Linked DNA regions of Homo sapiens: region 1 is linked to region 2. A link is a loop called in an ENCODE intact Hi-C map of the cell type or tissue named here. Cell type or tissue: endothelial cell of umbilical vein. All regions are shown on one strand. Each heading gives the region's core, and the rest is flanking DNA. Links, peaks and the distances in the headings are about the cores only.

Region 1 (5,417 bases), core at 418-5,417, 180 kb after region 2:
TAGGATTACAGGCGTGAGCCACCATGCCCAGCCCAAGATTTTTTTTCTTGCTTCTTCTTTTTTTTTTTTTTTTTTTTTTTTTTTTTTTTTTGAGACAAAGTCTCACTCTGCTGCCCAGGCTGGAATGCAATGGCACAATCTTGGCTCACTGCAACCTCCGCCTCCCTGGTTCAAGTGATTCTTCTGCCTCAGCCTCCTCAGTAGCTGGGATTACAAGTGCGTGCCACCACGCCTGGCTAATTTTTGTATTTTTAGTAGAGATGGGGTTTCACCGTGTTGGTCAGGCTGGTCTCGAACTCCTGATCTCATGATCCAACCACCTCGGCCTCCCAAAGTGCTGGGATTACAGGCGTGAGCCACTACACCCGGCTTTTTTTGCTTCTTTTTTTAAAAAAAAATTTGAGACAGGTTCTCGCTCTGTTCCTGTGTCTGGAGTGCAGTGGCATGATCATGGCTCACTGTAGCCTCGACCTCTCAGACTCAAGTGATCCTCCAGGCTCAAGCAATCGATCCTCCTGCCTCAGCTTCCTGAGTAGCTGGGACCACAGGCATGCACCACCACACCTAGCTAATTTTTTTTTGGTTTTTTTTTTTTTGTGTGTGTGTGTGTGTGTGTGTGTGTGTGTGTGTGGAAACAAGGTTTCACTCTGTTGTTCAGGCTACTCTGGACCCACCTCAGCCTCCCAAAGTGCTAGGACTACAGGCATGTGCCACCACACCCAGCCAAAAATTATTTTTATATGTGTAAAAAACTATTTCAAACAGATGAATATTTATTCTGGAAAGACTGGCTTTTTCTCTTTGCAAGATGAAAAGAGTTCCCTGATGGCCCTTAGATTCTGTCAAACAGAATCTGTGAGGACAGAAAGTTCAAAATGGGAAGCGCTTCGTGGCTCAGGACCTTTTAATGAGTAGAGAGTGAATGGGGCCTGATCAGTCCCTCTGGCTCACCAGCCTTTCCTAAGTGCACAGCAAACATGCTTGCTTCCTGCCACTCTCCACCCTCAGGTCAGGAGGTAACTGAGGTCTTGGCAGCTGCCCTTCAGTCCTTCCCCAAGCCGACTGAGCATCTGGAAGTTAAGCCAAAGGCCAAAAATGTCCTGACTTCCTGAGTAAGCACCTGTGAACTAATAGAAGACATGGTGAGGCCAAAGCAAGTGCTCAGGGGACATACTACTGCAAAGAACAGAGCAAAAAGAGTGATAAGAGATAAGGAGCGCCCAGAAGATCTTGTTCGGGGCCAGCCAGTGAATTCCCCTTTCTCTCTCCAGTCTCCAGTCCCCCAAATTTCCCATTGCAAGTGTCAGAGGCCCTTAGGTGCTTTTTTTTTTTTTTTTTTTTTTTTTGAGAGGGAGTTTTGCTCTTGTCGCCCAGGCTGGAGTGCAATGGTGCAATCTCGGCTCACTGCAACCTCCGCCTCCCGGGTTCAGGCAATTCTCCTCTCCAGTAGCTGGGATTACAGGTGTCTGCCACCACACCCAGCTAATTTTTGTATTTTTAGTAGAGACAGGGTTTCACCATGTTGGCCAGGCTGATCTCAAACTCCTGACCTCAAGTAATCCACCCGCCTCGGCCTCCCAAAGTGCTGGGATTACAGGCGTGAGCCACCGTGCCTGGCCTGGCTCTTAGGCTCTTGAGCTTGGAGAAGCATGAAGATGAGGGTGTTCTATGGCCTAAAAGAGAGATTTTTGTTTTTGATTTTTTTTTTGAGACGGAGTCTCGCTCCGTCGCCCAGGCTGGAGTGCAGTGGCACAATCTCGGCTCACTGCAACTTCCGAACCTCCACCTCCCAGGTTCAAGTGATTCTCCTGCCTCAGCCTCTTACAGGCATGCACCACCACACCCGGCTAATTTTATTATTTTTTAGTAGAGACAGAGTTTCACTATGTTGGCCAGGCTGGTCTCAAACTCCTGAACTCAAGTGATCCACCCACCTCTGCCTCCCAAAGTGCTGGGATTACAGGTGTAAACCACTGTACCCAGCCCCAAAAGAGAGCTCAGCTTTTTAAAGGCAACCAGTTGTAGGCTTTTGTACATGCTGTGGCCTTCCTTAGAATATTTTCCCTCCATCTTGTCCTGGCTTGCTCCTTTTAAAAAAAATTTTTTTAGAGACAGGATCTCACTATGTTGCCCAGGCTGGAGTGCACTGGCTATTCACAGTCGTGATTATTGCACACTACAGCTTGAAGTCCTGGGCTCAAAGAATCCTCTTGCCTCAGCCTCCCTAGTAGCTGGCACTACAATTGTGTGCTGCTGTGCCCAGCTACCTGGCTAGCTTCTATTCATTATTTGGATTTCAAATTATGGACCATTTCCTCTTAGAAATGGAACACCCACCACCCAACCACCACCACCCCACCTTCACCAACTCTCACCACTCCACCTTACTATTCTCCAAGAAGAGGTCAGAAGCCCTGCTCCCATGGCCCCTGTTATTCCCTTATCAGCACTATCCCACTCTAACAATTGTCTGTTTATTTGTCTACTCTCCCACTGGGATTTAAGTTTCCTGAGGTCAGGGACCATGACTGTCTTACTCACTACTGTATCTCTAGTACCAAGATACTGCATGATAGGTACTCAGAAAATGCTTGATATATGGATGAATAAAATGAAGGAATGGCAGAGAGGACAAGTGATAGAGATTTCCTCCACAAGTCTGGAGTGTGGTTCTCAGCAGCCTAAGGGGGGAGCCTTCCAAGCAAGGGAAAGGAGCACCAGGCTTTCTCCTCCCTTCCTCTTCCTTCCCACTCTTTCCCATTCTTTTGCCAGGGCACCGCCCCCCACAACACCCATTTCCACTTCTCATTTGGTGTGAGTTTGAGCTCCCTCTACTGACCAAACTTCAGAACCACAGGGAGCCAAGCCCAGGCACCCTTGCCAGTTACTCTTCGCTAGGAAGAGACCCTTCTACACCCCAGCACCCCCAATCTAGGATTCCTAAGGGACTGGAGTAAGGAGAAAACAGGGCTGGCCAACACACTGGAGAGTTCCAAGGTCTGAACCCGCACCTCCCATCCTCAACATCAGGAGCACTTCCCTCACACCCTCACCTCATGCTGTTTCCTGGGGTCTCCACTCCCAGACTCCTACTCCAGCTAATTCACAGAAATGTTGATTTCTGGAGCCTTTGGCTGATACATCAGCTCTGACTGTGGAAGACAGATCCCAAGATGGATTGAGAATAGATAGAAAGACAGATAGTGAAAGACAACATAGAGGTAAACCCACAGTGAGACAAAACAAAGATCAGAGTTGAGAAAGACAGCCCACTTGAGCTGAAGCCTCAGCCCTTTCCACCCACATCGAGGGCCCCTGTCCTATGAAGAAAGATTTCCTTCACCCCTTCAGTCTGCCTATGTCCATACACAGATAAGGGAAGTGACTGTTGATCAGATCTGCGGGCTTACTGGAGATATTATTTAGGGACAGCTCCTGGACAAGAACGCTCTCCCAAACCCTGACACATTCTCCTGAGAGGACCCAGCCTGGAGCTCACATCTTCACTGTCACTTCCACTGAATGAGTGTTCTGGCTCCAGCCCCTTCTCAGGGATGCTTCTCTCCTCCTCTGGCATCAGCTCATCCAGCCAGAGGAGTTCCTGTGGTGAGAAGACCCTCTCCAGGGCCTTTCGGACCCCCACAAGGCCCAGCAACTGCAGGAATAGAAACATGGCCCAGGCCTGTCAGCAACAGTAGTAGGAACATTAACAATAGTAACACTTATTGAGCACTTCCTATGTGCTAGGCATTGTATATCAGTTTCACTGAATGCTAGCACATTCCTATGAGGTAGATAGAATAAATTATTCCCATTGTACAGGGAAGGAAACTGAGACCCCAAGTGATTAGTTACTTCCCAGAGGTCACACATCTGGGATATATAAGCAGATTGATTCTACTGCAAAGCCTGTGACTCTTAACTTCCTCAATAAGAACAAGGCCAGAAGCCACCTATGTTATCACCTCACTGAGTAATAAAAGTGTCACCATTTCCTCTACCAAGACCTCAGATTTCTTCTGGGTTTTATATTCTTACCTGTGGCTGATCACTCCAAAGAGGTTGGGAAAAGAGGTGAATCAGGTATCCCAGGACTAGCCCATACATAGGTATCATCCTGCCATCTTTTTCTTTGTCTTAGGATTCCCAACCAGGGAGAGCCACAGCGAGTGAGAGGGGAGATTCTTCCTCTCGTGGAGGCCTTGGCCACCCTTCCAGGCTCAGAGTCTCCCAAGACCCTCCAGGACACAGCCCAACCCTGCCTCAGCTTACCATGAGGGGGAAGATGATGGCTGCAGGGGTAGACTTGATTATCCAAAGCAGCCCCAGACAGGCAAGCTGGATGGCTGTGAAGAGGTGGACCCTGGTCAGAGGCACATGCCGCAAGAGTAGCAGGTCTGGCTGGTGTTTTGCTGGCATCAACAACAGCTTCACCCTATTAGTGAACTAGGGGAACAAGAGGAAGAGGAAAGCAGGGCACTCAGGTAGCCTGATAGGAGGGTGTCACTGATAGCTATCATAGCCCAGCACTGGGAGCAGGCAGAGAGCATGGCAGCCGAGTCCCTGAGTCCAGGAGAGACAGGAAAAAGAGAGTAAGAGGGAAATTGGCAAGTGTAAGCAGGAGATGCCAGCAGAAAAGAAAAAAGGAGTAGGGTTGCTAGGTAATTTTGTTCTTTTTTGTTTGTCTTTTTATTCTTCTTTTTTCTTTTGTTAGGTGATTTTAATGGGCTCACCTGAATGCTGCTGAGCGCTGCCACCCCCATATACAGGAAGATGCCATAGAGCACAGGCATTGGAATGAACTGGTAGAAAGAAGCAGAGAGTTATCAAAGTTTACCTCTGCCAACCTCCCAGATGCCCCAGGATGCCCAGATGCCCTAGATCCCTCTAGCATCTAGCATCCAGGTCTGCCCAGGCCTTGCCTTTCCTTTCACATGTTTCATGCCGATCTTATTGAATCCTCAAATCAATTAGATGAAGTAAATGTTATTATTGCCTTCATTTTACAGATTGGGAAATTGAATTTCAGAGGGACTAAGTAACTTTGTCCATTACCTGGCCTACCATTCCAATCTTATCTATCACATTTCCTTCTGTTCTTTATGCTCCCACTATACTAACCGCCTTTCCTTCCCTCAACATGCCCAAGTTTGTTCCTACCCCTTGCAAAGCCTTTTGCTTTGCTATTCCCTCCACCTAAAATGCTCTTCCCCCAGACTTTCTCATGACCAGTTTATTCTTATTACTCATGCCTCCTCTCATGACACCCTGAAAGGTCTTCATTGACTTTTTAACTTCAGGCCCCATCTAAAGTAGCCCCTGGCACTCTTAATCATCTTATCTTCTTTTATTTTTCACAGAAGTTATCACTATCTAAAGTTATCCTATTCTCTTGTTTTAATTTGTTTTTTTGTTTT
Region 2 (5,780 bases), core at 1-5,000:
CGGACACCATCTCCTATGCCTTGGAGACCTTCTGTCACTTGGCTCCCTTCTTACCACCACCAAGACTGTCCCACTGGGCCTGACCCACCTATGAGGGAAGAAGTCCCACCTGGGCCAGAGGGAGTTCATGTGTTACTCATAACATGCATTTCAATAAAAACATCTCTGCGGTGGGCCTTGGGTAGGAGAGATGAACCCTTCCGGTGCCAAGCTAGTCCCCTCTGGTGTCCTCGACTGCCCTGCTCCCTGTGTATCTGCAAACCTCTGTTCTCCCTTCTCCATTCATCAGGAAGGGATCTGCTGGGTAAAGTCAGACTACTGCCTACCACTTTTTCCCAAAGTAGACTGAAAGCACATCCTGTGCTGGGCGGAGCAGCTGTGTTTGGATGGTTTCATTTCAGCATGAGAACAGACTCAAATAGAACGGGGAGACTTTTCCCTCAACAAAAGGAAAGACAGTCCTATTTGCACTGTATCACCCTTGAGATACTACTGTTACAGAGATTAGAACCACATTGAGTGGGGTTTTCTGTGTAAATCGAAGGAGAAAAAGACCAGATTACTGAGATTGGGGATTGTAACTCTGACTTGCCAAACAAACTGCTGCCTCATTTTGGGTTTCAGTGTGAACTCTAAGGTCTCTTGTAACCCTTTGAGAGAGGTACTTGGTGGACTATCATGCTGTGAGAAGGGTACAAGGTTTTTGGTGTTGGAATAGAGGAACTGGTGCTTAGAGGTGGGAAGCAGAAAAGGCACAGGGAGAGACAGGATGGCTATAGGCTGGGACAGCACCTCTTTTCCAAGAGTCCTGCTTTGGAATGGATAGGGGAGGGGCTGCTGGGGGGCCCTGGTTCCAGGAAGGCTGCTTCCTGGGAAGACAGGAACAGCCCTTGGCAGTGGCCAAGCTATTGCTGTTTATGGTTTGGAGGCTCATGTAACCTGCCACTGTAGCGTGCCTCAGGTTCTAATTGCTGCTGGAAGTGGGCCTGGTGGGAGCTGGGAATGATCTGAGGCCTCTGAGCTTAACCAGGCCTGCCAGGGCCTTCAGCTGTGTGGCTGAGATGAGAAAATCAGCATTGAGGAGAACACTGGAGCCAAGGCATTTCTTTGAATGTTTACTAAGCAGTCAGAAGGTGACTTACTCCATTCCCCAGTTCCAGCCCCTGAGCATAGAGGGTTTAGGGTTAGGAGGAGTACCACAGACTGAAGAGGAAGTAGAGTTAAGGGCTTGGCAAGTTGCCCACTCCTATCCCTGGTCTAGCTGCCTCAGAACTAAAGGAGGCCTGGAACTAACAAGTCACTCCCTTCCAGATTAGATGAGGCCAGCTGGCCTTTGGATGCCCCAGGAAGAGGTGGTGGCAGCAGTGGCATGAGGGATCCCTCTGTAACTCCACATGCCAGGTCATCTGCACTGGATTAGATGTCCATTTCAAATTGTGCGTCATCTGGAGAGAGAAAAGGCAGGAAGACAGGTTGCTGGTCTGAGGATCTGCAGGCTCAGCATCAGTGCAGAAACCCCTCTTGGAACTGAACCCCCGCACTGTGTCACAGTGGCATTTGAACTCAAAGGCTGGGACAATTCTTAATTCCTGCTTTCCTTACCGGGTATCTCTTCCTCTGTCTCCTGCTCCTTCAGCTCCTCCAGCTTGGAGAGAGGGGCTGTTGGAGGAGTTGTGACCCCGGGAATCTGAGGGAGGCAGCAGGGGGGTGTCCGGGCAATGGGTGAGTTCTTGCACTCCAGCAGGAACTTTCGGTCGTAGATGATCCTGGTGCCTGTCAAGGGGTTGGGACTGAGGTAAGAGTCAGGAGCTTGGGTACCGAGGTGACTGGGGTCCCAGACTCAGGCCTTTTGGGGCCTGGAGGTGAGGGTGGTGTCAAATTTCCCTGTGTATCAAAGGACATCGGCTCTGAAGCCCAGCTAGGTTCTCAGCAGACAAGCCTTCATAGTGCTTAAAATCTTCCAGACCTAACCAAGATGTGGGTATAAAGCAAGGGGGGCATCCCAGCTGGTATAGGCAGGGGCTTTATGTTTGGGAGAGCTTCAGATCTTGGCTCTAAGAGGAACACCAAACTTTGAGTTCAGGTACTTCATGCTGCTCCTCTACCACTCTGAAACCTCTGCTTTGGTCTCACCAGTGAAGGTGAGACCTAGACTAACAGCCTCAGGTGGTTCAAGAAGTGAAATAGCAGTTGTGAAGGGTTCCACCCAGTGCTGTTACCTGGGCTATCTCCTGCAGGGAGGAGAAACGTACTGTTCTAATCCTGACCCCTCCCAGGTCCTATAAGGTTCACACTAGCTCAGAGGAACTTGGCCCGCATAATGTCCTCAAAGGGTCCTGCCCTGTTCCTCCCCTCCGCTTCCGCGTGGCAGGAATCCCTGGGTCGGGAGCCCAGCAGCTCGTGATCCCAGGCTGCTCGCCCAACCAAACAGACGCCAGCCAGCAGCACAAAAACGGAGCAACTGCCCCAACTGTTCTAACTACTCCACTTCTCAAGACCCGGTGCTTCCGGCTGAGGTCACGCTCAGTAGGGGGCCCTGGCCCCTATTCCTAGGAAGCAAAGTCGCGAGGGGTAAGGAGCGTGTGTAAGGCTCCAAGAACCCAGGCCACAGTGAAGGATTACAGCCCAAACACCCGGAAGCTAGGCTCATGGCCTTGTTGCATCACTTAGAAGTTTTTGGGAACTGAGCTTCCGCTCCAAACATTCTCCCCCAAAGCTACAACCTGTAGAGGGGCCTGCGGACAAGTCTTAGGTCTGTCCCTCCCCTACCCCCGCCCCGCAACAACACGCACGCGCTAATATGTCCGCAGCCTGCGGACCCCTGCCCGGCCCGCTGACCTCCGGGGGTAGTGGCGTATAGCGTGCCCCCCGGCGTGGTGCTGTAGCAGTCGGGCAGCTGGTCCCGGCCCCCGGGAATCGGGCAGCTAGTGGACGTTGACATAGCGAGCGGGAGGAGCAGCAAAGTAACCGCCTGGCGTTGAGGTCGAGGAGCGCAGCTCTGAGTCTGAGGCGGACTCAGCCGACCACGTGCAGCTGCTGGCAACAACACTAGAACAACGTCACGCCCAGGGCGGGCCACCGGCCGTCACTCAACCCGACGGTCCCGCCCTATCTGCTAGGAAGCCAGCCCGGTTCAGAGAAAGCTGGAAATGCGTCCAAAGTCCCAGGCCCCACACCAGCTTCCAGTTCCTGCTGGCCCAGCGCTGGCCAACCTGCCTGAGTGCTGCAGCAGCTCAGCTATTTACTGTTTATAGCCGGGAGCTGGGGGCAGGTGAAGTAGGGCAAGCGTTTTTATCCTGTATTAGTTCACCCATTCCTTGCCAACTTTTGGATAGTAAAGCACTATGATTAGCCAAAGTCACACATCTTGCAGGAAGGGAAGCTGGGATTCAAATCTGACTGCATCTGATTCCAGGACTGTGCCCTTAAGCCCAGCTGTGTACTGCCTCCCATAAACAGTAACAGTACAAGGCCGGGTGCGGTGGCTCACGGCCTGTAATCCCAGCACTTTGGGAGGCTAAGGCGGGTGGATAGCTTGAGCCCAGGAGTCTGAGACCAGCCTGGGCAACATGGTGAAACCTAGACTCTACTAAAAATACAAAAATTAGCCGGGTGCGGCAGCATGCGCCTGTAGACCCAGCTACTCGGGAAGCTGAGGTGGAAGGATAGGTTGAACCCAGGAGGCGGAGGTTGCAGTGAGCGGAGATTGCACCACTGCACTCCAGCCTGGGTGACACATGCCTTGATGGCCTGGAGCACAGCAGGAAGGGGAAGGTCAGTGAGGGCTGGTCATCTTTCTGAAGAAGTGGTACCTGGACTAATAAAAGGATGAGTCAAGTTTGGGGGCTACAGCTGAGGCATCACCAGTCAGAAGGCCTGCCCTTTGATCTCTTTGCCAGTTAACTAAGGAGGGGCAGGGGGCTAGTGAGGAGGGCTTGGTCTTTAGAAGGAAAGAAAGGTCAGAGAGTTTGGCCTTGGAGTTTTTTTTTTGTTTTTTTTTTTTATGTAGACACAGTGATATGACAGGCTGGAGCAAGGTGGTGGGATTGGTGAAGATGTATATATGCTGGAAATCTTGAATTCATCAGGCTGTCCTGTTTGGCTTCCTCAAAATCAATACTGCCTCCACTGTCCCTTCCCCTCACCAAAAATTAAGTATAGACCACCTGACTGCATCCATTTATCAATATTAACTCAGCTCTGGCTTCATCAGATTTCTCCTTAGGTCTGATTTCTTCACTCATTTAAAAAAAGATTGCTTCTCAAACTATTTATTTTCTGAGATAGGGTTTTGCTCTGCTGCCTAGGCTGGAATGCAGTGGTGTAATCTCAGCTCAATGCAAACTCTGCCTCCTGGGTTCAGGCCATCCTCCCACCTCAGCCTCCTGAGTAGCTGGGACCACAGGTGCCCACCACCACACCGGGCTAATTTTTGGATTTTTTATAGAGACAAGGTTTCACCATGTTGCCCAGGCTGGTCTCGAATTCCTGAGCTCAAGTAACCTATCTGCCTCGGCCTCCCAAAGTGCTGGTGTGAGCCACCACACCTGGCCAGCTTCTCAAACTTTAATGTGCATATAAATCATCTGGAGATATTGTTAAAATGATAATTCTGATACAGTATTGGTCTGGGTGAGATTTTGGATTTTTTTTTTTTTTTGACACAGGGTCTCACTGTCACCCAAGCTGGAGTGTAGTGGTACAATCATGGCTCACTGCAGCCTCAACCTCCTGGGCTCAGGTGACCCTCCCACTTCAGTGTCCTCAATAGCTGGGACCACAGGTGCATGCCACTGTACCTGGCTAATTTTTAAATTTTTTGTAAAGGCGGGGTCTCACTATGTTGCCCAGGCTGGTCTCAAACTTGTGGGCCCAAGCGATCCTCCCAAACAGGCATCCTCCGAAACAAGAATTACAGGCATGAGCCACCGTGCCCAGCCAGTTGTGGATTTTTTTTTTTTTTTTTTGAGATGGAGTTTCGCTCTTGCCGCCCAAATGGCATGATCTTGGCTCACCGCAACCTCCGATTCCCGGGTTTAAGCGATTCTCCTGCCTCAGCCTCCTGAGTAGTTGGGATTACAGGCATGTACCACCACACCCAGCTAATTTTGTAATTTTAGTAGAAACAGAGTTTCTCCATGTTGGTCAGGCTGGTCTTGAACTCCCGACCTCAGGTGATCAGCCTGCCTCGGCCTCCCAAAGTGCTACGATTACAGGCATAAGCCACCACACCTGGCTGGTTTTTTTTTTTTTTTAAGATGGAGTCTTGCTCTGTCACCCAGGCTAGAGTTCAGTGGCATGATCTCAGCTCACTGCAACCTCTGCCTCCTGGGTTCAAGCGATTCTCCTGCCTCAGCCTCCTGAGTAGCTGGAATTACAGGAACCCACCACCGCACCGGGCTAATTTTTTGTATTTTTAGCAGACATCAGGTTTCACTATCTTGGCCAAGCTGGTCTCGAACTCCTGATCTCCAGTGATCTGCCTGGCTTGGCCTCCCAAAGTGCTGGAGTTACAGGCATGAGCCACCGGGCCTGACTGCAACTGTGAGTTTTTAATACAGTAATGCAAACGCTTCAGGGCCTCAGAAACACACTTCAGGTATCAAGGGTATGTATATTTTATTGTCCCGAAAAGGATTTTGAGTATCTTACAAAATGGTGCATGCCAAAATGAAGTGTCTTAGCAGTGCTGGAGGGTAAAGCTTGGGAACAGATTGTAGTGAATCATTTATGATAACTAACCTTTTATGCAACGTGAGGAAGTGTCTGACAGGGGGAAT

The links. Peaks named below come from ENCODE experiments on the same cell type or tissue, not always from the same donor. Only the 100,000 strongest peaks of a DNase experiment are listed, where the experiment ranks them.
Region 1: a loop joins it to region 2, with 4 times the contacts of the local background. A loop is called at or near these places in 9 of 110 quality-filtered maps.

Annotation. Positions count from the first base shown.
Region 1 is chr5:140,370,480-140,375,896 of GRCh38, reverse strand. SLC4A9 (solute carrier family 4 member 9) reads right to left here. Exons shown (of 22, transcript NM_031467.3): 18 at 4,734-4,802; 19 at 4,273-4,446; 20 at 3,500-3,655; 21 at 3,054-3,152; 22 at 756-1,070. The coding sequence ends at 3,099. It overlaps ANKHD1-DT (ANKHD1 divergent transcript), which reads left to right. Exons shown (of 2, transcript NR_186045.1): 2 at 4,715-5,001. Among named protein-coding and RNA genes, the nearest start is that of SLC4A9, 13 kb to the right of the region's middle. In endothelial cell of umbilical vein, for the core only: a CTCF peak has its summit at 2,844 (motif pointing left); a DNase peak (open chromatin) is centred at 2,766.
Region 2 is chr5:140,544,899-140,550,678 of GRCh38, reverse strand. ANKHD1-EIF4EBP3 (ANKHD1-EIF4EBP3 readthrough) reads right to left here. Exons shown (of 36, transcript NM_020690.6): 35 at 1,603-1,773; 36 at 1,103-1,445. The coding sequence ends at 1,442. It overlaps EIF4EBP3 (eukaryotic translation initiation factor 4E binding protein 3), which reads right to left and starts at 3,017. Exons shown (of 3, transcript NM_003732.3): 1 at 2,839-3,017; 2 at 1,603-1,773; 3 at 1,103-1,445. The coding sequence starts at 2,941. The coding sequence ends at 1,417. SRA1 (steroid receptor RNA activator 1) reads left to right here. Exons shown (of 5, transcript NM_001035235.4): 5 at 1-611. RefSeq lists enhancers at 1,947-2,654, 2,805-2,894, 2,655-3,361, 3,362-4,070. In endothelial cell of umbilical vein, for the core only: a CTCF peak has its summit at 2,989; DNase peaks (open chromatin) are centred at 1,168 and 3,058; H3K4me3 peaks cover 283 bases.